Regions from separate parts of the Mus musculus genome. Here regions 1 and 3 are each linked to region 2. The links are chromatin loops, found by intact Hi-C in ENCODE. Cell type or tissue: heart. All regions are shown on one strand. Region 1 overlaps Chst11 (carbohydrate sulfotransferase 11). Region 2 holds the start of Chst11 (carbohydrate sulfotransferase 11). Region 3 has its middle 24 kb from the start of Gm33781.

The links. Peaks named below come from ENCODE experiments on the same cell type or tissue, not always from the same donor. Only the 100,000 strongest peaks of a DNase experiment are listed, where the experiment ranks them.
Region 1: it touches region 2 in a loop (2.8-fold over the local background); 10 of 42 quality-filtered maps call a loop at or near these places.
Region 3: a loop joins it to region 2, with 2.6 times the contacts of the local background. A loop is called at or near these places in 7 of 42 quality-filtered maps.

Annotation. Positions count from the first base shown.
Region 1 is chr10:83,039,072-83,047,071 of GRCm38, reverse strand. The region is part of intron 1 of Chst11 (carbohydrate sulfotransferase 11); the gene reads right to left. Among named protein-coding and RNA genes, the nearest start is that of Chst11, 58 kb to the right of the region's middle. In heart, no CTCF peak of the experiment used is centred here; DNase peaks (open chromatin) are centred at 2,991 and 4,151; H3K27ac peaks cover 2,014 bases.
Region 2 is chr10:82,981,629-82,989,628 of GRCm38, reverse strand. Chst11 (carbohydrate sulfotransferase 11) reads right to left here and starts at 4,132. Exons shown (of 3, transcript NM_021439.2): 1 at 3,647-4,132. The coding sequence starts at 3,764. In heart, a CTCF peak has its summit at 3,654; a DNase peak (open chromatin) is centred at 4,348; H3K4me3 peaks cover 3,394 bases; H3K27ac peaks cover 2,560 bases; H3K27me3 peaks cover 2,558 bases.
Region 3 is chr10:82,906,194-82,914,193 of GRCm38, reverse strand. No RefSeq gene overlaps it. Among named protein-coding and RNA genes, the nearest start is that of Gm33781, 24 kb to the left of the region's middle. In heart, CTCF peaks have their summits at 3,776 (motif pointing left) and 4,719 (motif pointing left); no DNase peak of the experiment used is centred here; H3K27ac peaks cover 261 bases; H3K27me3 peaks cover 823 bases.

The DNA of each region.
Region 1 (8,000 bases), 57 kb before region 2:
TGGTCCAAAGGAGACTTCCCTAAGTAGCTCCTGAGCCTGCAGTGATGCGGAAGATGTCTTAGAATCCCTTCTTCTTGTTGCCAATGACCACTGGTGATGGGCCTCTGTGTTCCATTTTCCTAATAAAGAACAGCAACCCCAGGGTTAACACTCAGGTTAGGGCAGTGTGACTTGAAGGAAGATGCATCTAGAAGGATCCTTGTAATACCAGGAGCTTTGTGTGTCATTTATTCCTCTAACTAACATCAAGGACAAATAGAGGTGTTGCCATGGTCCACTGGGTCACATTTTCAGAATCAGAGAAAGCAACACCCCAGGGCTGTGTAGAGCCTGGTGACAGACATGGAAGGGTGACCTCCTGTGAATCCGCAGTCCAAGGAAACTTGGTCACACCCACGCATCATTATAAACTCTCAAGTCCTTGAAACGTGGGGCTCTTAGCTCCCTCTGTTCTTGGTCTGCATTTCAAGGGAAGGGTGAGGGCGACCGTCAAGTCTATAACCAATCATGGCAAGAATGTGGAACTAGAACTTCAATGGGTGTCAAGGACAACAGAAGCTTGAAAGAGAGTACTCAAATCTGGGTTCAGGATTCCAGTGACTGGGGCCATCAAACAAGAGTCCAACAGTAACCAAATGAATTTCATCTAACAGCCCTGAGACAAGGCTGCCTAATGTCCTCACAGTGCCACAGTCCAAAGGCATATGGTGGATGCCGGCACTATCCAGAGGAAGAGGAGGGAGCCGCCAGGGGAGGGGACAGGAAGGATTGTATGGCTCTGCTACAGGAGGCTATCCTCATAGAATATATTCTGATAGGTTGTATTCTGTAAGTCATGGGTTACTCTATCTTGTTAGAAAAGGAAAGTTGTTTGTGGCATATGTAAAGGTAGCAGGCTCAAGTGGCTAAAGAACTGGTTATATTGGGGCTGCAAAGATGGCTGGACAGTCAAGGTTACTCACTGCTCTTCCAGCTCACTGCTCTTACAGAGGACTCAGATACAGTTCCCAGCAACCACATGACAGCTCACAGCCACTCGTCCAACTCCAGCTCCAGGGAATCTGGAACTCTCCTCTGACCTCCACGGGTCCCAGGTAGCCATATGGTGCACATACATGCAGGCAGGCCCTCATACACATACAGGTTTTTGTTTTTTTTTAATTTTTAAAGAAATAGTCAGACATGTAAAGGTTTGAGTGGTGCCTGCTGGTTTTTGAGACCCATGAAGTCTAGCCAGATTCCAGAAATATAAATGACTTGTGAGGTGTCAGGTAGTGGCTGGCTCACCTCATCTACATAGTGGGAGAAAAGGAGATCTTATCAGAGGGAGCTGTGAACTAGACCTTGAGTTTATCAACTCTGCCAGGCTAATAAAGGTAGCAATCCCCCTGCCTCAGTCAGAGGGAATGGAGGAGGTGAGGCTCAGATGCCCTGGCAAGGACACTTCCGGACCAACTTCCAGAGGCGGTGACAGGAAATCTGACTCCTGAACTGGAAGCCAGAGCATAGGACCATGAGAATTATGTGTCAGCCACTTAATCTACTCAACCATAATATTCCTGGGGAGGACTGGTGGTTCTCTATAGCAATGGTCCTCAATCCTCCCAGGGCTGCTACCCTTTAATACAGTTCCTCGTGTTGCAGTGACCCCCACCATCAAGTTATTTTGTAACCACTTTGGAACTGTAAATTTTCTACTGAACAGAATCATAATGTAAATATCTGATATGCAAGATATCTGATATGCAACCCCCAAGAGGGTCACAGGCCACAGGTGGGGAACCCTGATCTAAAGAGAGGCAGATTAAAGCGCCCATGGTTCTCCAGAATTTGGATTTCCCGGGAAAGAGGGGAAGGTTGGACCGTGAGTGTAAGCCAGGGAAGGAGGTTACCCCCTGGAATGGATTTCAACAGCTCTACAAAACTTGTCAGATGACCTGGCAGCCAGAGTAGAGCATTAACAGTAATGGGTCAGTGACATCTTACCATTTAACCATGAATTTAGCCAGGACTCAGAAAATGGAACCAGATGTGGTGGGGAGGGGGGCATTGCATGCAAGTGTGCATTCAGTCACTGGATTGGCTCCTCTTCCCAATGCAGCTACATGGGATACATCTTTCCCCAGTCATTACTGATACTTATGTGTTTAATTGTGTATTATTCTATTGTCCTGGCTAGCTTTATGTCAACTTGACACAAGCTGGAGTCATCTGAAAGGAGGGAAGCTCCGTTGAGAAAGTGTCTCCATAAGATTCAGCTGAAGGACATTTTCTTAATTAGTGACCAATAGGGGAGGCCCCAGCCAACAGCAGGTAGTGCCATCCCTGGGTTGGAGGTCCTGGGTTCTATAAGAAAGCAGGCAGAGCAAGCCATGTGAAGCAAGCCAATAAGTAGCATCCTCCATGGCCTACTCATGTATCATGTAGCACACTCATGTGTCACTATACATGAGCGTAACCCAAATAAATCCTCTCCTCCCCAACTTGTTTTGGTCACGATGTTTCATCACAGCAATAGGAACCCTAAGACACCTCTTTAGGACAGACAGCTGAATCTGGTTTGACTGGCCCCAGGTCTGACCTTATAAACTCTGGTATCATGGTGACCAAAGCTTATGTGGTATCTAGAACATTCTCAGAACATACTAGCTAGCTATGTGTGGTGGCTCCAGCAAGAAGAAATCTGTGGCAGGAGGACTGCTGTGAGCTGGAAGCTACCATGGACTACCTAGTGAGTAGGTCAAGCTAGTCAGAGACAGGTACATACAGAGACACCCAGAGACGTACACAAAGAAGATACAAACTGTCTGGAAGTAAATAGTACTAAAAACCATACATACACACATAACCAGAGCTGTGCATTCTGTCACTGTCACTATTACTGTCATTCCGGGACCAGCCTGCATGCCACTAACTACACCCCAAGGAGAATCCAGACTTAGCCTGTCCTCTAACAGGGAGGAGCACTTCCTAGGGACAGGAACAGGAGAGACTAAGTCTTGGCTGATTCAGTGAGTGGCAGGATCAGTTACACAAAGCCCCTGGCCTCCAGGCTTCCTGAAGAATCCAGAAGAGGACCACTAGCCTGAGAAAGGGACAGAGGTGAGACTTGGGACAGCTTCAAGAGGCCCCAGCAGATCCTGGAACCCAGCTTTTAAAGATGTGTAGTTTGTAATGTAAGCAGGAAGACTTCTGCCCAACACTGGAAGCAGATAGGAGCCAGAGAGACAAAGGTCTTCCTGTGGCATTCTACAGGGCTAGAAACTTATCCTGCAGACACAGCATGGCCATGTTTGTCCCACTGCCATGACAGAAGCCACACAGACTGGATGGCTTCAAAAACAACAGAGTGATTTTCTCCAAGGTCTAGCTCCAAAGGATAAGCTATCATCAGGACTGGCTTCTCCCAAGGCCACCTGCTTCATGTGTCCTCACATGGCCCTTCTGCATGCAAGGGCAGTCCATATCTTCAACCCTATCATCAGTCTGTCATACAGGTCAGGGCAGACCTAATGACCTCATGACCCAACCTCTCCCCGCTACACCCTCCCACCCCCAGCCCTCCCCCACCTCCCACCCCTGTCCTCCAGTCCTCCATCCTGTGCCCACATCCCCCACCTCCCCAGCCCCTGTGCTCTTCCAGGCAAGCATTCTACTGCTGAGTTACAACCCCAGTCCCTAACAACCTCATTTTAGCTTGCATAAAAGCCCTGTCTTTTCAAACACAGCGCAGTTTTGTGTCTCGGGGTGGGGGATGGGGAGCAGGGTGCACAGGTATCTGAGAGGCCCAAGCGGCCTAAGAAGATACTGTGGAAGGCCTGTAGGAAGGAGAGTGGCATGAACAGGCTTTCCTTTTTAGGACAAGCAAGCAGTGGCTCTCAGATTGGCATGCCAGGCCACTTGGGACTGAAAGCAGGAAGGTGGAGACTTTGCAACCCAAGGAAAAGAAGAAACAGAATGTGTTTACTGGACAGAGGCCTTTTTTTTTCCCTTAAGACCAAGCTGTGGTTTATGTACTGCAAAAGCCTTGCTGTGCTCTGCTGGGTGGAGTCCCCTGGTCTGCCCTTCCGGCATATTCCCTGGCTGGCCCTGCCTGGTCACCCGTAGCTGCCTGGGCCCTGGGAACACCCAGGAGCGAAACAGGAATTGTCCCAGGAGTCAAAATCAAAACAATAGAGCTCTGGAATCAGAGCCAGCCCTGCAGAGTAGAACAGTACAGCTTAGAGGCCCCCACGGACCCATCAAGGCTCCTCTAACAAGCACCCCTCAAATAAAGCCTGGGCAGGAGGCCCATTAACACTTCACAGGGCCAGGCCCCGGGCCTTGCAGGAGAAACTTCAAAAGCACCTTCATAGTCCAATGCATCGATGGCCCTCAGTCAGGCCCATAGCCCAGGAAGTTATGGGCTGAAGTTAAGGAAGGGGCTGGGCCCATAAATTACCTATCCTTCGGCCCCCACATGGGGCTTTATTTATTGCCATTGAAGCCAACTGGGCTCCTTAAATTTAAAAAGGACCACGGCCTCTATAAACAGTATATAGAAATACCTTCCAGAAAAAAACACCAAGAGAAATTCCCCCTTCCCCATCTTAAGGAAAAGGGGGGGGGGGAAGATCCATTCTTGGAAATAATAATTCCCACTGCACTGAACCTTTTGCCTTAAGCAGTATGTAAAATCCAACTCATGGTCAGCCTCTTTTTTAAAAAATAAATAAATAAAATAAAATAATGTCAGACATAATTACCAATTTGCCCTTTGTGGAAATTAATTTCAGACATGGATTTCCTCACGTCGGTGTGGCCTGCCTAAAAGAGAAGCTAACTCATGCCGGCCAGAGAAGCCTGGCACAATCCTCTCCCCTAGACTAGAGCAGACAGACAGACATCCCCCCCCCCCAACCCCAGACTGCAGAACTCCTCCTGTCTGCCCGTCAGTGTCATAGTGAGGACACAAATCAGGCTGCCAGAGAGGTACGGATATTTCTCAGAAGATAATTAGCGGTGTAATGTCAGAGGCGTCATACATGTTATCTCCCTGGAAATTGCAAGCTGTCAGTACAGGCTGAAGAGCCCTGATCTTAAATTCTTCCGACCCAGAGCACACGATTCTTCATGGGCCCCAAGCACAAACATCAAATTCATATTATACACAGAGTTTGAACGTTTGTACAATACAACATTTGGCGCTTCCATGTTTTGTTTTACATTTCATTGATTTATTTTGTATGTATGTGTGCATATGGGTGCATGCATGACAGCACATGTATGGAAATCAAAGGACATGAGTCAGTTCTCTCCTACTGTGGATCCTGGTGCTTGAACTCAGAATGTCCAACCTGGCAGCAAGCACCTTTACCCACTGAACCATGTTGTTGGCCCACATCTTGTGTTTTGGCTTCAACCTGTCACATGAGGACAAATATGGACTCTTCTTTTTGTCTGTGCTAAAGGTTTCAGATTTTGGAGCACTCCACATTCCCTTTTTTTTTTTTTTTTTTTTGAACAGGAATCCTCATGTGGACTTGATTTTCTCGGTTTGTTAACCATCCAATCCCACTGCCCCTTAGAAACAGAAGCAGCTTTAGCCTTTACTACATCCCAGGTCTGCGTTTTAGACTCTCTGAACTCATACCATATCTGTAATGACTCTCGCAGGCAAACGGGGTCATCACCCTCATCTTACAAGGTGGGAAAATGAGACCCAGAAAGGTTAAGGACCTCACCCAACATCACGAAGGTGGAGGACTGAAAAATGGAGACCAAAACCCAAACTTGAGGAACACACTACCCACAGCCATTCATTTACATGACCTGTCCCTGGCCAACTTCAGACCCGGGACTTAGTGTCCCAGCTGGTCGCTTCCTGATGGACGGTTTCTGGTGGTTTACAAAATTCAGAGTGATTCTGGATATGACGCACTCTGAAGCCGAGAAATATCTTTTTAACAGTTCCCAAGAAGATTTTGAGATGCTTATGCTCCTAGGAGTTGAAGCTATTTCTGCCTCCCCCTATTGTCCTTCCTTCCCTCTTGTTCTTCCTGTTAACACAATAAGTACTTATGCCGGGCAGAGTTATGCAAAACATGAAACCCAACTCTAGAACTTGGGTTTATAAAAACAAGTGAAATGCTCCCATGGTTAGGAGGCTTGCTTTCCCAAACTCAAATGAGAGACTAAAACAAAATAAAATAAGCTTGTGTCAAGTAAGAATTGGATTTAAATTTTAGGAAAACATCCTGCACCCCAGACTGTAGGCTTCTTGAGGACAGAGGTTCTGTCCTTTTTTTTAATCCCAAGAAATGGCACATGATGATATTTAATAGCCATTTACCAATTTGACAGGTAAGGGTGGCGCAGTAAAGCAAGCAATCGGTGAATGGATATATGAAAGGCTATTTCTCCCAATGGCTAAGGACTGGATGATCTATAAAGAGCTCAGTCTCTATATGTTCTGAAGAGATGGATGGATGGATGATCGATGTGTAAAACTCAGAGATGAGAGGATATTTACTTCAATATTTAAATAGTGAGACTATCATGCCAGACAGTGGAGGTGAGGCACATGACTTTAATCCCACTACTCAGGAGGCAGAGAGGTGGATCTCTAAGTTCAAAGCCAGCCTGGTCTATAGAGAGAGAGTTCCAGGATTTATAAAGCAAAACCCTGTCCTAAAAAACCAAAACCAAAAGACTACCTATAAGGAATTCATTTCCTATACATTCCTACATCTGAGTCTGCTTTTTGTCCAGATACCTACTTTTAAACATTCTATCCTAGATTCAGATAAAAAGCCTGAACCAGCTGCAGCTCCTACTGGCTCTAAGACTTGTAAGGTCCCATGTGGCTGAACTATGACCTTCTCCAAAGACGGGTCAACAGATTCTGGCAACTGAACTCTCAATTACTGTGCATGTAACACACACACACACACACACACACACACACACACACACACACACACACACACACACATTGAACACAGATAATCTGTAGAGGGCAGCCCTATGTGTTGGTACCAAAACACATTTATAATCTTCTGCAGGTGTCCACCCCATTCCCAAGCAACATCCATTTTCAGGAAAGACACTTTGGGGAAGAAAGAAAAAGTGGGTGCTATGACCTTTGTAACCACTGCAGTGGTACAGGCTTCTCTCTGGCAAACCAGGCCACGGGACTTCTAAAGATGCCCCAAGGGTAGAATGAGGGAACAACCAGAGGATTAAAAAGCAAAAAGCAAATATAATTATCAATAATTTTTCTTTTCAAACATTGATAAGAGGTAAACACGCAGCAAAAAGAGAATAAAAAGAGCGGGAAGGCGCTGCTGTCACCGGTTTTACAAGGTGACTGTGCGTGAAATACATCGTGTGGAAGAGCTAAGGAAATAATGTGAACACCCCACTGGCAAACAAGGGAACTAGAGCTCACCGTGTGGTTCAATGACACATTGAGGCTCACAGAGGCAGGAAGTGGAAGTGGCCGTGTTGCCAGGATGGGGGTCTTCTGCCTCCTGCTCTGATCCAACAGACACCTTTTGATTCTTGTGAGGTCTGTCAGCTTGCACCCAGGAAGTCTCTAAACTGGGATCAGACCCATTTTCGTGAAGTTTCCAAGATTTTAAGGTTGAAGCCGGAATTTAAGCCAGTCTTCCTGACTCTGAGGCACGCTGGGTCTTCCAGATGGTAAGAGCTGTCCCATTAAAAGCCAGCCAGAGGACCCCGTCAGGGAGGGAAGGAAAGGCAGAAAACAAATTTCCCATTTCCAATGAGTCGAACATCACAGGTTTCCTTGTTAGACACAGACTTTTCTTTCAAGCTACTGTCTCAAATAGCCCAGGCTGGCCTTGAACTCACTATGTAGCCGAGGATGATCTTGAATGCATGCACCACCACACCTGGTGCTGATCTACTGGCCACTGACTTCAGGACTTTATACATGCTAAAGAAATACTCTGCCGGGCTCTATCTCCAACCCAAAACCACATGTGTGTGAGTGTGGG
Region 2 (8,000 bases):
GGCACGCCCTGCAGCAGAGCTGGAGGGAGAAGCCAGCTGCTGCTGCTGACCAGCCCTGAACTAGAGCTTCCTGGAGCTAGAGACAAGGGTCAACTACTTCATCCATTCAGCTAGCAAATAGTTTATGGAAAGGCCTCTATGTGTTAGGCCCTGTATAAAACACCCAGACTAGAGAGAAGCCTAAAACCCTGTTCCTGACCAAAAAAGATATAAATAAATAAAAATAAATAAATAAATAAAAGAACTTCATGAAGATTATTAACTCAGGAGGTTGAGGGTTTCAAAAGAAAACTGCCTAACTGACCATAGCCCACTCCTACTAAACTCTAAGTGGTGTAACGGATGGCCAATTACTCAAGTTCGCAATTACCCAAGCTTATGAGCTAGAAAAATACAAAAGACAGTGGACTTCAGACTAGAATGTCAGGAGGCATTTGCCAGCCTAAGAGCTAGGCAGAGTTTGTGGGGTTGTTTGTTTGTTTTTTGGTTTTTGTTTGTTTTTTGTTTTTTGTTTTGTTTCATTTTTTTCCCTCCCGCATACCCTCCAGCCAGCAAGGAAACTTAAGAGTTCATCTCCTTCACGGAACTGCTTTTCTATCTCACAGACAGGAATCCAGAGAACCCTTGCCAGAGGGCTTCAGATCTGATCCGAGAGATTCCCCAGGTAAAAAGACTGACTGTAACCAGGGGACTTCACAGACTCGTCACTTTAAAATTCAAGGGGGGGTGGGGGTGTGCGAGAGCAGGTTCTCCAGGTAGGAGAGTTTGCTGCTATTGCTGAAGACCAAGGTTTGGCTCCCAGCACCCACATTTGGTGGCTCATAACAACCTTTAACTCCAGCGCTAGGGTGTTCAAACCCTCTTCTGGCCTCTGTAGGCACCTGCACACATATAACATGCACACACATGTAGGTTCCACCCCACCCCCACACATAAAAATAAAAATTCTTAAGGGGTCAGAGAAACAACTCGAAGTCAAGGACACTGCTCTCCCACAGGACCCTGGTTCAATTCCCAGCACTCACACAGAGGTGGCTCCCAGCCATCTGTAACTCCAGTTCCAGAGGATCCAACACACTCTCTGACCTCCATGGGCACTGCACACACACACACACACACACACACACACACACACACACACACACACACACGCAAGGGAGGGAGTAATTTAAAATAAATCTTCTCTTAGAATCTTTTTTTAAAAATTCAAAGCAGAAAAAAAAAACGATTTGATCTCAACTATCAACCATAGATATTAACAAAATGAAAAAAAACAAGAGATAAAAAAAAAACAACACTGTTTCCAAATCATAAATTTATGCCCATATTACTAGTACTGACAGGGAGTTCTGCGGCACTATGTATAATTTCAAGTAAGAACTTTCAATCAAACGTCTGTAGGTTCGTATCCAGGTCGATGTCTTGAAAGTTGCATTTGCCTGGCACTAAAAGAGGGCTCAGCAAAAGCAGGCTCCTGGTGATATGAATTATAAACAAATGTCATTTAGTGAAAAGAAAGGAGACCAGGAAGGGAAGGGCCCAGCAGGATCAAAGACAGTATTCAGTGACCCACAGGCTTGGACAAGGCTAAAAGTTCCAGAAGGCTACACTGAAAAAAAAAAACCCTACAGCCACTTCCAAGTCAATTGATAAGTTAAATTCTGATGATTAGAAAGCTGGAAACGCAAGGCCCTGGCTACAGGTTGTGAGTTTTTTCCTCCGTGTCTTGAGTAAAGCTTATTTCGTAGTTCACCACAGGATTCATGCTAAGGGAATTCTGATGGACAACTTACAGGTGCACAGAGGTTCACGTACATTCCTTCCATACACTCCTGGTCTAAGCACTTCTGCTGAGAATTACCGGGCACGCACCATCCCAGCAAAACTTGAATAGGCCTGAACACAGCTCTGAAGTCTAGACCAAATCACTGGGCCCTTTGTTTAAACAGCATTAGCTTCATTATATCTGCATACCAGCCTGTCCTCTAGCCCTCTGGCTTGGTTCTGGGTGGCCCCTGGAGCTTGGCACTCTTGAGATGCCCGTGTGTCTGGTCCCACCCTCTTGCAACCCAGAATGCCAGCAAAGTCCATTTTTAAATTCTCTCACAAGTTTCACAACCACAGGTTTGAGTAAGGAGTTTGCTGACATTAGACTAAAAATATGAGCTGCAAACAAAAGCCATCTTTTACCAGGACTGGCTGGGGTGTCCGGGTAGCACAAGACCATATTCTTGGCAGCCAGACCTCCTTAACAACTGTTGTGAGCCCCAAAAGGAAGAGAGGCCAGTCTGTCCCTGCGCTGTCAAGGAATCCCTGCCTGTTTGATGCAAGGAACAGCTTTACGGCTCTGTCTGGCTTGATGAATTCGCGGCTGAGTCTACTGAAAGTGTTAGCTATACACGTAAAGAAGGCGGGAGGCAAAAAAAAAAAAAAAAAAAAAAAAAAAAAAAAAAAACAGCCTTATTTCCCTGGAAAGATACGTGTTTCCACCCCACCCCCTTCCTCCCTGCTATTAGGAAAGGAAATGATTATTGTAGCGACTCTGAGGAGTCAAAATATGTCAAGGTGACCCAGTACAGGTCTATTGATCCAGAAGAAATGGGGAAAGGGGTTCCCAAGTCTAAGGCTGGGTGGCCACATACAGAACCGTCTTAGAAAGTCCTACCTGTTGGGCTTCTAAACCATGCAGCACAGCCCGGCCAGAGCACTCCAGGGCGCCCCTCTCTTCTCTAGCACCAAACTTTCCTTCTGGACCCCCGGGATGAGGGGTGCCTAGGCCCTGCCTATCCTGATAGGAGACTTGGTATTTAGCCTAAGCCAGAGAAGACGTGAGGAAGGATTCGTTCCTGTGCTGCAGAAGTCTCTAAATGCTCAGAACCCAAGAAGAAGGGATGAAACTGCACAAAGTATCTCCAAGAGCTTTGATGGTCAAAGTGCAGCCCAAAGGCTCTGGAGTTCCTAGCTGGGGGGTCTGGGGCCAGGAGATGGTAGACCAGGCCCAGGAGCAACAGCTGCAAAGTCACCACCGTGCTGGACCCTGGGGTGTTTTCGCAAAATATCTCCCCCGATGGAGAGAAGAGCAGGGAACCTACCCACTCTGTCCCCACACCTGCTCTGCTGCTGAGCTTGGAACACGTGGTAGCTGGGCTTGGGGCTTCCCAGGCGGCTGCAGGGACTCACTACCCAGCCGGGGCGTGCACCACTCGCCCGGGGGTCCCCAACCAGGAAGAGGCAGCGCTGCCTGGCGCAGAACAGCCGGCTGCCAGCGCCTGCTTCACCTCAGCCCTCAGCAGCAACCCGGACAGAGTTTTGTAGTCTTCCCATCAACCCGGGCAGCTTCCAACAAGCCCTACCTTTCTATGCCACCTAGCCAATAGACAAGACACAAAGAAAAAAAGAAAAGAAAAGAAAAGAAAAAGGAGGCAACAACACGCGCCGCTGTCTCTCCTTGCAGTCTCAACCTCTAGCCTGGAGATGGGAGGAAGAGGAAGCGCACCTTCTCTTCCCATCCCAACTCCGTGACCCGCGGATCCCGGCAGTAAAGAGCCCCGAAGAGGCCGAAGGGAAGAGGTGAGGTTGGAAGAAGCAGAAAGCAGAGCGAGAGAGGAGAAAATATCCAACAAAACCACGCTAACGCGCCCCCTACCTGGGTGCAACATACTTTGGAAATAGAAGATGACCAAGATAAAGGATCCGAAGCAAGTGGCCAGCACCATCCGGCAAATTCTGTTCATCCTCATCACTTCCAGCAGCGCCGGCTTCATGGCTTTGTCCTGGCCGCGGGGACCCGGCTGTCCGGGAGGCGCGTCCCGAGCGCAGAAGCGGGGACCCCGCCGCGGGGGTACCAGCACCGGGGAGGCTCAGAACAGAGCTGGCTGGGCTCCGGAGCTGGCTCCCGCTAGCTTCACCGAGGCTCTCCGAGGCCCCGACTCTGGTCTAGAGGGTGAAAGGCGCAGGAGTTGGTGTGCAAGTGTGAGGATGCGTGGCTCCGGCCGCGCGCTCCTGCCGGTCCGCCTCGCCTCTGCTCGATGCTCCGCCGCCTCCTCTGCTGGCGCCTGCGGCCGCCGCTGCCTCCTCACGGGCCGGGCGACCGGGATGCGAGAAGGAAGGTGCCGCCGCCGCCGTGCACTGGCCTCTGTGACTGTCCAGGCCCCCCTCCCTCCCTCCCTCGCCAAAAGCTACTTCATTGCGCTCCAGTGATCTATATATTCCAGGGCTGGGTTTTACCAAACGCAACTCGCAGCCCCCGGCGAGGGGAGGGCGCCGGCGAGCGGGGAGGGCGGGGCCGCGCCGGGGCGGAGCGTCGCCTCCCCCCGCCCCTACCCGAGACGTGGTCGCGTCCAGCTGTTTCCCGGGGAGTCCGGAGTGCGCAGCACGCTCCCGCAGGGTCCCAAAAGCCCTCAGTCCCTGGGCGGAGCTGGGCCGCTGTCTCGAGGTTGCGTGAACGTTTCCATGACACAACCGGGATGGGGGAAAACCATGAATAAGATGCTGTAGTGCTGCCACCCGTTCTCCGGTGTGGCGAGAAGCAGGTTAGGTGACAGAGGCAAACAGGAGCCCTGCTGACACGCGACCATTTACAATCCCTGGGCGGTTTAGCAGGGGAAGTTGCCCCACGCTCCCCTAAGAGCGGATGCCCTTCTCATACTGATCAAAAACTGGGCAGTTCCGTTTTTCTTTCAAAGGACAGCTCAGCTTGAGGGCTGCTTTTGCAAAGAGGTTAAAGAGAGCGGACTTAAAGTCAAGGTTAGGGAAACTGTTCCGGCATCCCAGGATCTGGTGACTGCCGCTGCTAGCCTTTCTGACACGTGCCCTCACCCGCACCCCTCGGGGCAAAGCGGGTTTGTAGCTTTTAAAACTGTTTCACCAAAAGGTACAGCTTTCTGTAATTTATTCGAAGTGTATGAGAATCAGTCGGACGGATGTGAAAAGACGCCCCTAAAAGTCCAACAAAGTGTTGGGAGTGGAGGCTGGGAGGGGGAGATCCAAGCCAGCTTAGCCTTGGCAGGTAGAGAGAAAGATGGCGCTGCTTACCTGCATTGTGTAAAATGTTGTTAAATGCTCAGCTCCATGCATTTGGGTGGCCAAGGATCAATAAGGTGGACGCGGGTCAATGATAAGGAGATCACTTTTATGCCAGGAAAGCAGGGTTATTGTAAAGCCTGACCTTTCTACTTTACCATTAAATGCATTTACAGAATGCTGGATTCCATAAGACATTGTACCTTTGAATGTGTCTCTTCACAGGGGCACTGATAAATTCTTGTCGAATCTGAATGTAATGGGCCTTATCCTCCCCTCACATTTGACAGACTCACAAGTTGCTTTCTGATACATGTATCCAGAAACGCCTCCAAACCTCCTCTTCCTTCTCCTGAAGTTTTCCCTTCAGCAGAGAAAGTCCGCAGGCTTCCTGTGATTCAGACAAGAGTCAATTACAGGGAGATATTTATGTAGCCAGTATTATTTTGCTGCTCCTTTATGAATGAGTTGCTTGCTGAGGTGGCCGAGATATACATGCTCCAATACAAGCCACTCCCCAGGGAGTCCCCACATGATGTGAGTAGGCACTGCTGTATAGTCTCCTCCTAGTGCACTGGGTGGGAGGATGGACCCCTTGTAGGGGCATATCCCCCAGAGGGCCTGCAGGGCTGCTCATTACAGGCGTGCCATTATCTTCTTTAACCAAAGCACGATGAAGAGGGATTTGCATGCCTTTCATTCCATCATCTTTCTGCCCAAGGCAGAAAACCACACTGTTGAGCCTGGACATTCATAATAAGCCAGTTTGGGTAGTCACACACCCAAGGAAGACGTGAGAAATGTGAGTCTTTGGGGGTTTTGGAAGATTGAGTTGAACCATGTGCCGGAGAAGGACGGAGAGCCTTGCCAGGTATCCATGCTTGCATCCTCAAAATCTGGGTTGGCCCAACATACAGAATCGGAAGAGGCTGTGCCAGTGACTTGCCACGTCTTCCAGGAAGTATCCCCTAATTTCTCACTGGGCTTCTCTTTCCTCCTCTGTGCTCCAGATCCGACCCCACCTCCAGCCACTGTGCCCTATAGACAGAACTCTCCTGAAGGATCAAGGTGACTTCCTCTCCCTCCATCCCACTCTGATACCCAGTACAACTGGCACACAGCGGGTGGAAGTCACAAATGGCGAGGTATTTATCTCTTAGACTAGGAAGGTAAGGTAGAACCCTCTCAGGTGTACGGTCATAGCCAATGGCAACAGGCTATGACCCTGCTGTCCACAGCATACTTGTAGTCAGTGGAGAGGTTCTGATTCTTAGTCCCATGTCAAGCTGTAAACTTACCAACTGCAAAGGAAGTCTCCACTTTCTTTCTGTCCCTGGTCTAACAAAAACTTATTTCCCCTTTGCCTGTGCTACCTTACTGACATTGACAAGAAAAAGGACAATCAACTGATAAGATGTGGAGAAAAAAAAGAAGATTGTATCTTTTCAGTGATGACCCAAAGTAAGACGACTGCTTCTAAAGCCAGGCTTTGGGCTTTGGCTTTAGCTCAGTGGTAGAGCTCTTGGCTAACGTGCATGAGGTCCTGGGTTCAGTCTCTGCTCCAGCGAAATAAAATAAGTCAGCTTTGTTTTCCCAACATATCTGTTAAGACAGGCACGGTTCTATGGCAATGACAGAGAATCCCTACTTTTGGTGCCTTAAAGCACTTGGGCTACACCAACAGCTGCTGTTTATCTACTGCGATGGGCAGCAGGGCTGTACCTTGGATGTGTCTTGCAGACGAGGTGAAGCAGCATTACTAGAACAGAGATTCTCACCCCTCCTAATGCTGCAGCCCTTAAATACAGCTCCTCATGTTGTGGTGATCCCCAACCATAAAATTATTTTTGTTGGAACTTCATAATTACAATTTTGCTACCGGTATGAATTGCAGTGTAAATATCTGTGTCTCCCGGTATTCCAAAGCAGCCCCAAAAGGGGTTGCAACTCAAAGGCTGAAAGATGTTGTTCTAGAATGGTGCCCTTTGCAAGGCTTGAGAACAGGGAACATCTCACTAAATAACTAAGTCATCTTAGCCCTCAGGGGGTACATGGGGTTTCTGAGCTTCATTTATTGGCCAGGACCTGTCACAAGGCTGCCTGGAATCACACCTAGGTCAGGAAGTGTGGTTCTCCTATGAACCACAAGTGGAACATGTGTGGGGAGCCGCCTTCCTGCGACTGACTCGGCTGGCTCTTCAAATCTTGTTTCTGTCATTTCTCTAGACCCCCCTTTGCCCTGGGGTGGGGGGGGGGGTATTGTTAGGGATGGCACTGAGCTCAGTACTGTGCTGGGACCTGCCTTGAACACTTTCCAAAAACAAAAATGCACTTGCAGGATTGAAAGTCTAGCATGGCCTGGGAGAAGGGGAGCTGATGGAGCAGAAAGTCCTACATATGCCACGGCCCTTGTTAAATTGATTTTTAAAAGAATGAAATAAATGCAAAAATCCATAGCTCCAGGTGGCACCTTTTGTGAGCAGCAAACAGACAAGGTGTATACCCAGTCCCTCCAGTCCCTCCAGTCCCTCCAGTCCCTCCAGTCCCTCCAGTCCCTCCAGTCCCTCCAGTCCCTCCAGTCCCAACGGGCTGAGCTCAGGCTCATGCCTGTGGATTCTGCCCACAATGTACTGTCCTGTTACGATCTTTTAAAATTGGCATGATGCCCCTTTCTGCACTTTGTTGGAGTGAGAAATGGACCCAGAGTACAAAGAAGACAGAGAGCCCTTCAGCATCGTCCAGGAAGACGGTGAATGTGTCTCCTACCAACATGGACCGGGGGGCCTCCACTGGCTCCTCCAAGGATCATTTTTTCCCCATTTGCATCTCTGCAACACCTCTGGAAACAAGGTACACTCAGTTAGCCTGAACACAGTCAATATTTGTGGAGCTGAATTTAAAACCATTTGCCCGCAGCACCAGGAGATTTAGGGTATAAATTTTCTACAGGTAGGTAAACCGCAAATACACAAGTGGGT
Region 3 (8,000 bases), 75 kb after region 2:
CACTCATGGGCTCCCACCCAGGGAGGAGGGAAGAAATGGGAATGGCTGAGCCCCGGTCATGTCTACCATACTATACTCGTGAGCGGTTCATTCCTTCAGTAAGTACATTCTAGGCTCAAAGTCAACACTTCTGACTCTTACAAAGGCTAAATGGCTGACAAACCGCAGAAAGATTTGTCCATATTCAGCAAACAGGAAGTCTGGAACCAATACAGGCAGATTTGCTGCCTATTTTTTGGTTCCTTGGTAGCGCCTCTGGCGGTGTCTTCAGAGAGGAGGAGGTGAGGCTCTCTCTGAGTCACTTCTTGAGGTCACTTAGGGAGCTGCACTGTGCTGTGACAGGCAGAGCAGCTTAAGAGAGGGAGGATTTCTTTGGGGCCCCTGTTTAGGAAGGTGCATCAAGGCAGGGAAGACCACCATGGCAGCAGGGACACAGCGGGGACTCTTCACATCTCAGTGTTTCAGGAAGTGAGTGGGAGGTGGAGGGATGCTCATCCAGGACTGGGAAGTGAAAAGGGGTAGGGGTGGGGGTTGGGGGAGAGAGTGGGGTGGGATGGGGGAGGAGGGTGGGATGGTGGGGGAATGCTAGTCCAAGGCTGGCTGCCTCCTCTTTCTCTCTTCTTTCAACCTTGGATTCCAGTCCTTGGATGGTGCCTCCCACACTGAGGGTCAATCTTCTCTCCTCCATATAATCTCTCCCTCACACACAGCCGAAGGCTTGCCCCACTCAGGAGCTGATAATCAGAACTAACTGTCACACCATCTATAAAGCTCTCTGTGGCCTTAGTTAAGCTCAATTATCTCCCCCAAAGCCGCACCTCCTATCATAACCTTGGGGGTCAAGATTTCAACATCTGAACTGGACGGGAAAGGAAGACACAGACATTCTGACAACAGATCTAAAGGCAACCGTGCAGAACACCATATCTAGCTAGATGTAGTGCCACAGGCCTGTAATCCCAACACTCAGGCACTGGAGGCAATAAACATCATGAGTTCAAGGCCAGCTCCCGGGACAGATGTCGCCGTCGCCGAACAAGCAAATCCAAAATAAAACCAATCAATCTCAAAGCATTCTTGAGGTGTCTATTAACAAAGCAGATTGTGGCCTCTAGTCTCTCCCAGCATTCTCTCCAGTACCAGTTATATCGTCCTGGCTCCTCTCAGCACCTACCTGTCACCCCTGCCCCTACCCTACCCTCTCCAGCCCTGAGAGTCCCTTCTCTTACCCTAGCTTCTCTTTCTTATATAACTCAGTCACTGTGGGTACCCGGTGCTTGCTTGGTTCTGCTCTTGACTCGGCTCTGGAACCTATCTTTGTCCCTTTGCCTTCTCTCCTCTTCCCTCTCTCTTCCCTCTCTCCTCTACCTCCCTCCCTCTCTCACTCCCCCTTCTTGTGCGTGGCCCGGTCTGTTCTGGCCATGTTCAGTCTAGACTCTTCCAGTTGCCTCTGGCTGTGCTCTCTCTCATATCTACAATAAAACCCGTCTCCCCAACCACTCCTCGGAGGGATTCTGTCCTCATTTTCATTCAAAGGCCAACTGAAGCCCCCCAGAGAGGGGCACATTCCTGCCTGAAACATGAATATGTTGCCTTGTGCAATAAAAGGTAACGAACATGCAGACATTACTAACTCAGGAATACAGAGATGGACAATCACTCTAGATTGCCCAGATGAGCTCACGTTAATAATGAGGATCCAGGTGGCTGGAGAGAGGACAACAGAGCAAGAGGTTGGAGTGACACACAGAAGAGGGTCACACAGTGAGAGAAGCCATGGTGTCTAGAAGCCCGGTGAGGCAAGCAGGCGGATGCAGCTCTGCTTACAGCCTCTACAACGGTTAAGAGAATAAACTTGACCTCTGTAAGCCACTGATTGGGTAGTGACTCGTCATGGCAGCCATGGGAAGGACATTTCTACTTCCCAGGACACATGCGGTGGCTTACTGGCTCCTCACTTGGACCCATGCAAAGTGGGATGAGAAGCTGACACTGTGACCTCGTTCTGTGTGTGCACCCTGGACCTTGACAGCGTAAGATACCTGGATACAGCCACTGCAAAAACACTTGGATGTGGCTTTCCTGGGAAACCCGCACTCACCCTTACCTGTGTCTCGTGCTGTCTCCGAGTGCCTCTCTTTCTAGTAACCCCTGTGCCCAAGCCTCTGTTGAAATCTCTCCGTAATAAAAGCATTTCCTACGGGCTCATCCTGAGAGCCTTCTCTGCCGTACAGGCAGGAATCCCACCTTCCCCTCAGTAGAGGTCCCTGCAGAGAACTCCTTGCCATTGCACAGTTAGAGATGCGTCTGCCATATTAACACTGTCGAAATGATGTTGGTTAAATCTCAAAGGGTTGCTGAAGTACTCTTCCCTTCTTTTATTATTTATTAATTTATAGACAGGGTCCCGGGTAGCCCAGGCTGGCCTCTAACTCCGTTTATAGCTGAGGATGACCTTGAACCTTGAACCTTCTGCCTCTCCCTACCAAATGTTGTAATTACAGTTGGGCCTGTAATAATACCTGGTTTTATGTCGTGCTGGGGCTCCAACTGAGAGCTTCTAGCATTTGGTAAGTACCAGACCAATTGAGCTACATATCTAGCCTTCCTTCCTCTTTCCCTTCCTCCCTCTAAGCCTCCACGTCATAGAATGGTTCCTGAGGCATACTGAGTAGGATCACAGAGAGTACCTGAGGCACACAGAGTAGGACCACAAAGAGTACCTGAGACACACTGAGTAGGACTACAGAGAGTAATACATAAGGCACACTGAGTAGTCACAAGGGTTGCTCATATAAGCTAAGACATGCTTTTGCTGTAGATGAAGTTACAGCCACATTTGTAAAAATCTTAGGCTGACAGACAGAGAGGAGAAAGGTGGATCGATACAGCCCGTAAGCACGTTCACCGCTGTTCTCACATTCTTGTTTGAGACTGTGAAGTGCATGTTGGGTATAGACCATGCCACAGCCAGTGCTGTTAACTAGGATGGAATCCATCCCTCACAGCTAGCTGGTGGGAGCTCAGACTCCCAAGTGAGGAGACCCGTTCTCTTCCCACATCCCCTTAACTTGCCCTTGTGTCTTGTTTCCATCGTCCTTTTGGATCACCTTGGAATCTAGGAACAACATGATAAAAGTCTTTGTGACAGAGACTGAGGTCACACCCGAGCAGGACAGACCACGAGAGAAATGAGCGTCACCCATGGTGCGAAGGTTTAATCCTAGAGCAGACATTCTCCAGGAAGCAGAGTCGTTCCCTTCCGTGATCACTAACCATTTTATCTGATGTTCCTGTAGGACCTGAGCCTAGAAGGGCATAGGCAGGAGCACACCCCAGCCCCCAAGTCCCAACTCCTCCTCAAAATTAGATCTAATGTTCATGTCAGTTCCCTGAGGATCTGTAGTCCCTGGACTCTGTCTGCCCCTCTCCCCAGGGTGACTGGTGAATATCTCCCCCTCTCTATCCCCCTCCCCCTCCCCTTTCCTTTCCCCCTCTCCTTCTGCCTTCTCCCCCCTCTCTCTGCCTTTCATTACCACTTCTTTCTTTAATTCATTTGTCAGGACAGTTGGGGAAGCTTTTGTGCTACAATCGTGCTACACTGGGAGGTCAAATGATGTAAATGAATAGGAGTGGTCATGCCATCAAAAACACCCACCAAATGCTTAGCTTTTCTCCTGCTTCCCTGGGCAGGAACCCCACAACCCTATGGAGGAGGCTAGCCTTACCTTCATCTTTCAGGTGGACAGAAGGGATAGCTCCCCCTGCTGGCAGGGCAGTAAATAGTCCAGGAGGGATGTGAGCTCAAGCCAGCATCTGGCAGAGATACCATGTATATCTTGCCCAAGGCACACAGCAGAAACCGACTGGGGAAGTTGAGGCAGTCAGCGAGGGTCCCAATTAAGCTTTCCCTCCGTGGCTGAGCTTGTCAGAGCTAAACTTCTGGTTTCTCTTTCCCACTGCAGGCACTTTTATTAGAGATTAAATATTAGTGATGTCTCTTGGAAATGGTTTGCCTTTTAGCTGCTTATTTTTTTGGTAAAGATGTATTTGTTATTTTTATGTTTATGAATGTTTTGCCTGCATGAATGTATGTGTATGTGTGCTTGATGCCTTCAAAGGCCAGAAGAGGGCAATCCTCTGGAACTGGAATTATGAGCTGCCATGTGGGTGCAGGAACTGAACACAGCCAATGCTCTCAACTGGTGAGCATCTCTCCAGCCCCACCTTCTAGCTGCTTTTAAGGATGATCTTTTTACTGTTGAGCTATTTTGATATTCTCTTCCCTCTTGTTGCAGAGTTGGGGGAGGGGGCAGAGCAGCTAATCCCTAGCTAGCTAGGGGGCCTTGGAGGACACTTCGAGACAAACATGCTTGGGTCTGAAATGGAGGCTGAGGAGCAATTCAACTTCCAAAGTTCAAGCAGTGCGTGACAGTTTACCAATATGAGGTTATGTCATAGGCTGCTGCCGCCACCTGACCCAGGTTCAGTGTGGGGACTCCTGTCTGAGCAGCGTTTTTCTGCGCTGCAGCCGGCACCACCTCTCCAGTTTCCTCACTTTAGCTGCAGGAGTCGAGTGTAAGCTCAGAGCTCTAGGGGGTCCTTGCGCATCTCCAAAGCACATCTCACAGAAAGAACAAAATGCCCCACAGACCTTTCTGGCTCAACAGAAGTGTTCCGAACCACAGGTGGCAAGTGTATGTTCAGAGTGCCACCTAGTGGTGATACCCAGAATTCCGGGCTGTTTTGGTTGGTTTGTTTTTTGTTTTGTTTTGTTTTGTTTTGAAGACAGGGTTTCTCTGTGTAGCCCTGGCTGTCCTGGAACTCACTATGTAGACCAGGCTGGCTTAAAACTAAGAGATCCACCTGCCTCTGCTTCCCAAGTGCTGGGATTAAAGGCGTGTGCCACCACCGCTCAGCTAGAGTTCTGGTTTTTGACATAAACCTGGTCTGGAGAAAGAGGCTCCCACTGACTCTCCCTCTGATGGTTCTCTAAGAGGAAGGTGTTAAGTGGAAAGTCACAAGCCCTACCTGGTCCCAGGACACTTCAGCGATCTCCAAGGCTTGACAGTTCTGTGAACTGCCCTCCCCCACCCCCACCCCCACCCCCGCCCCGGCCTCTAGTTTCTTCCTGGATGCTCAGAATGGTTTCTGTTTGAGGTCCAGACTGACCCAGTCTGTGGGGCATCCCCTGGAGAGGGTGGCCAGGCTCCAGGGAAATCAGCATTTGCTTCCCGTGAGAGGAAGAAAGGAGAGCGAAGTTAAAACGATCTCTGAAAACATACGATCGATAATTTAAAATACACCAAATTCTTGAAGAATACAATTCATCCCATATGGGCTATGAATTTAAATATAGCCACAACTGTTAAGGAAATTGAGTTTATAATTTAAAAACTCACAGGAATGAAGTCTCCACTTGCAGATGGCGTCACTGGAGAATTTACCAAATGTTGAAAGAGGAGTCTGCACAACCTCTCACACACTCTCCTTCCGAAAATAGAAGAGGGGGAGACACTTCTAGTTCATTTTATAAAACTAGCATGCCTGTGATGGTAAAGCGGGAGACAGTGCAAAGATCCACAGCTACAGCACCCTGAGCCCGGGCTCAACAGACTTTGAAAGCTAATTAGGGTGGGGCGGACACAAATATCCTTTATAAAGTGTTCAGAAATATGAAGAAAAGTTACACCTCACTGCCAATGGGGTTTGTTCCAGGGATGCCAGGGGTGGTGGTTTTAATAAGAATGGTCCTCGTGGGTCTTGTTGAAGTAGGTGTGGCCTTACTGGAGGAAGTGATTCTCAGCAGATGCCATGTTTGCAGATAGCAGGCTGGCAATGCTGTCTTCAAACTCACCACAGCAAAAGAAACTCTCAATATAACAATCAGGTCTGGGAAGGACACAGCATGTAAGGATGCACAGTCACCAACTGCAATTGTGTATGCAAGCAAGGAGCACACACTGAGTCCCAAGTTAAGTACAGTGGTGCCTGCAATTGCACAGCAAAATTAAGCACTTAAGTTATCAACCTACCAACGTACAGTTTGAGAGTTTTCTTATCCCGGACTGGCCTCAGTCCTCCCCGTTCTCTTATGTAGCACAAAAAGGCCTTGAACTTGTGATCCTCCAGTTGCTGCCTCCTGAGTGCCAAGACCAAGCCAGTTTACACAGTGCAGGGGATCAAACCCAGGGGTCCGTGCATCCCAGGCAAGCAACCAAGTTCCATCCCTAGCCCATATATGGGTCTTTCGTGTTGCCAACTATAAAATATTTATGAAAGGAATTCAAGAAGCTATAAATACATAAAGAGACACCTCATACTCATGATTGGCAGGTTCATCGTCGTAAAAATGTTGATTCTTTGTTAAGCTGCCAGCAAGAAGTGTTTGGCGGTGAATAAGACTATTCTAAACTTTATATGGAAAGGAACGGAAGCCAGAATAACTCAGACAACTTTGAAAAGAACAAAGCCAGAGAACTCTGTTTCCCTATTTCAAGAGTCATTACAAAGCCCAAGTGGTCGAATGTGTGCGAGGCTGGCAAAGCAAGAGACTTAGAGATCAATGGGATGGGAGCTTGAACCCAAAAGGGGACCCACAAATACACTCAGCAGGGTGTTTGTTTGCTTGAGTCAGGGTCTCATATGCAGCCCTGGCTGGCCTGGAACTCACTGTGTAGACAAGGCAGACCTCCAAATCACAGAGATCTACCCCCCACCCACCCTACACTGGGATTAAAGGCCTATGCTTCCATGCTCGCAGCTAAGTTCTGAGAGGCACAGAAGCCATTCGATGGAGGAAAGAAGACCTTTCTGCCCTGGCACAGCTGGAGATCTTGGTCTCCGTCTCTTGCTCTCCCCATCTCTCTTTCTCTCTCCTCTCAGAGCCTGGTCTGTTCTATTGGCCATATTCAGTCTGGACTCTTGCAGATGCCTCTGACTATACTCTCCTTCATATCTGCAATAAAATCCTTCTCGTCAACCACACCTAGGAGTGGTCATGTCCTCACTTTCATTCAATTAGGAAAATTAAGTTGTGTGTGTGTGTGTGTGTGTGTGTGTGTGTGTCTGAGAGAGAGAGAGAGAGAGAGAGAGAGAGAGAGAGAGAGAGAGAGAACCTAGGACTGCACACATGCAAGGCAACCACTTTCCAGCTGTAATACACCCTTTTAGCTTTTCCCCTTCAGCCACTGAGTTAACAAACCGGTTGTTTTTTGCCAGGACACAAGGGCATTCTTGGAATTTGGGACTTTCTGTGCTAAAGCCAGGCATGGTTCCCTCTACCAGAGGCATCTCATCTCTGTGTCATTACTGCTTCCTCTCTGGTTTCCCTGTTAGGTGATAACCTGGAGGGCACAACCCTGTCTTGCATTACAGCCTTAACATCCACCTCGATGTGTTAGATGCTCAATACGTATCTAGAGCTAGAAGAAACGAAGGAAGACAGGGAGGAGATATAGCCAAGTCAAGTGGCTGTCACCCGGTCTTCAGGATTTCCAAACAACTCCCTCATCCTGACTTTCAGAAAGACCCTACGCAGAGTAGAGCTCCTCGCCCTGGCTGCCTGCAGATAGGCACACGGCCTGGGACGACTTTCCAATCAGTCATGCTTTTGTCTGTAGAGTTTCTCACGGCACACCATGGGCTGGCCCTGTGCATGACTGTCCTGCACACGGAACATGATAGAAGGTGTGTGAGTCCAGGTGTGAGAAGAATGGGCTCTGGGCACAGTCGGCCTAAAGTCAAATCCCAGCTCTGTGGGTTACCTGCTGTGGGTAAAGCTTGGACAAGCTATTTTGACATCTTCTATCTCAGTTTGTTTACAGGAGCAGGGTCAGTGATGTGGCTCAGCAGGTAAAGGCGCCTGCCACAAAGCCGGATGACCCGAGTTCAATCCCCGGGACTCACATGGTGGAAGGAGAGAATCAGCTCTTGCAATGTCCTCTGACATCCATGCATGCACTGTGATATGCTTGCACACGTGCCCAGCACACACTTGC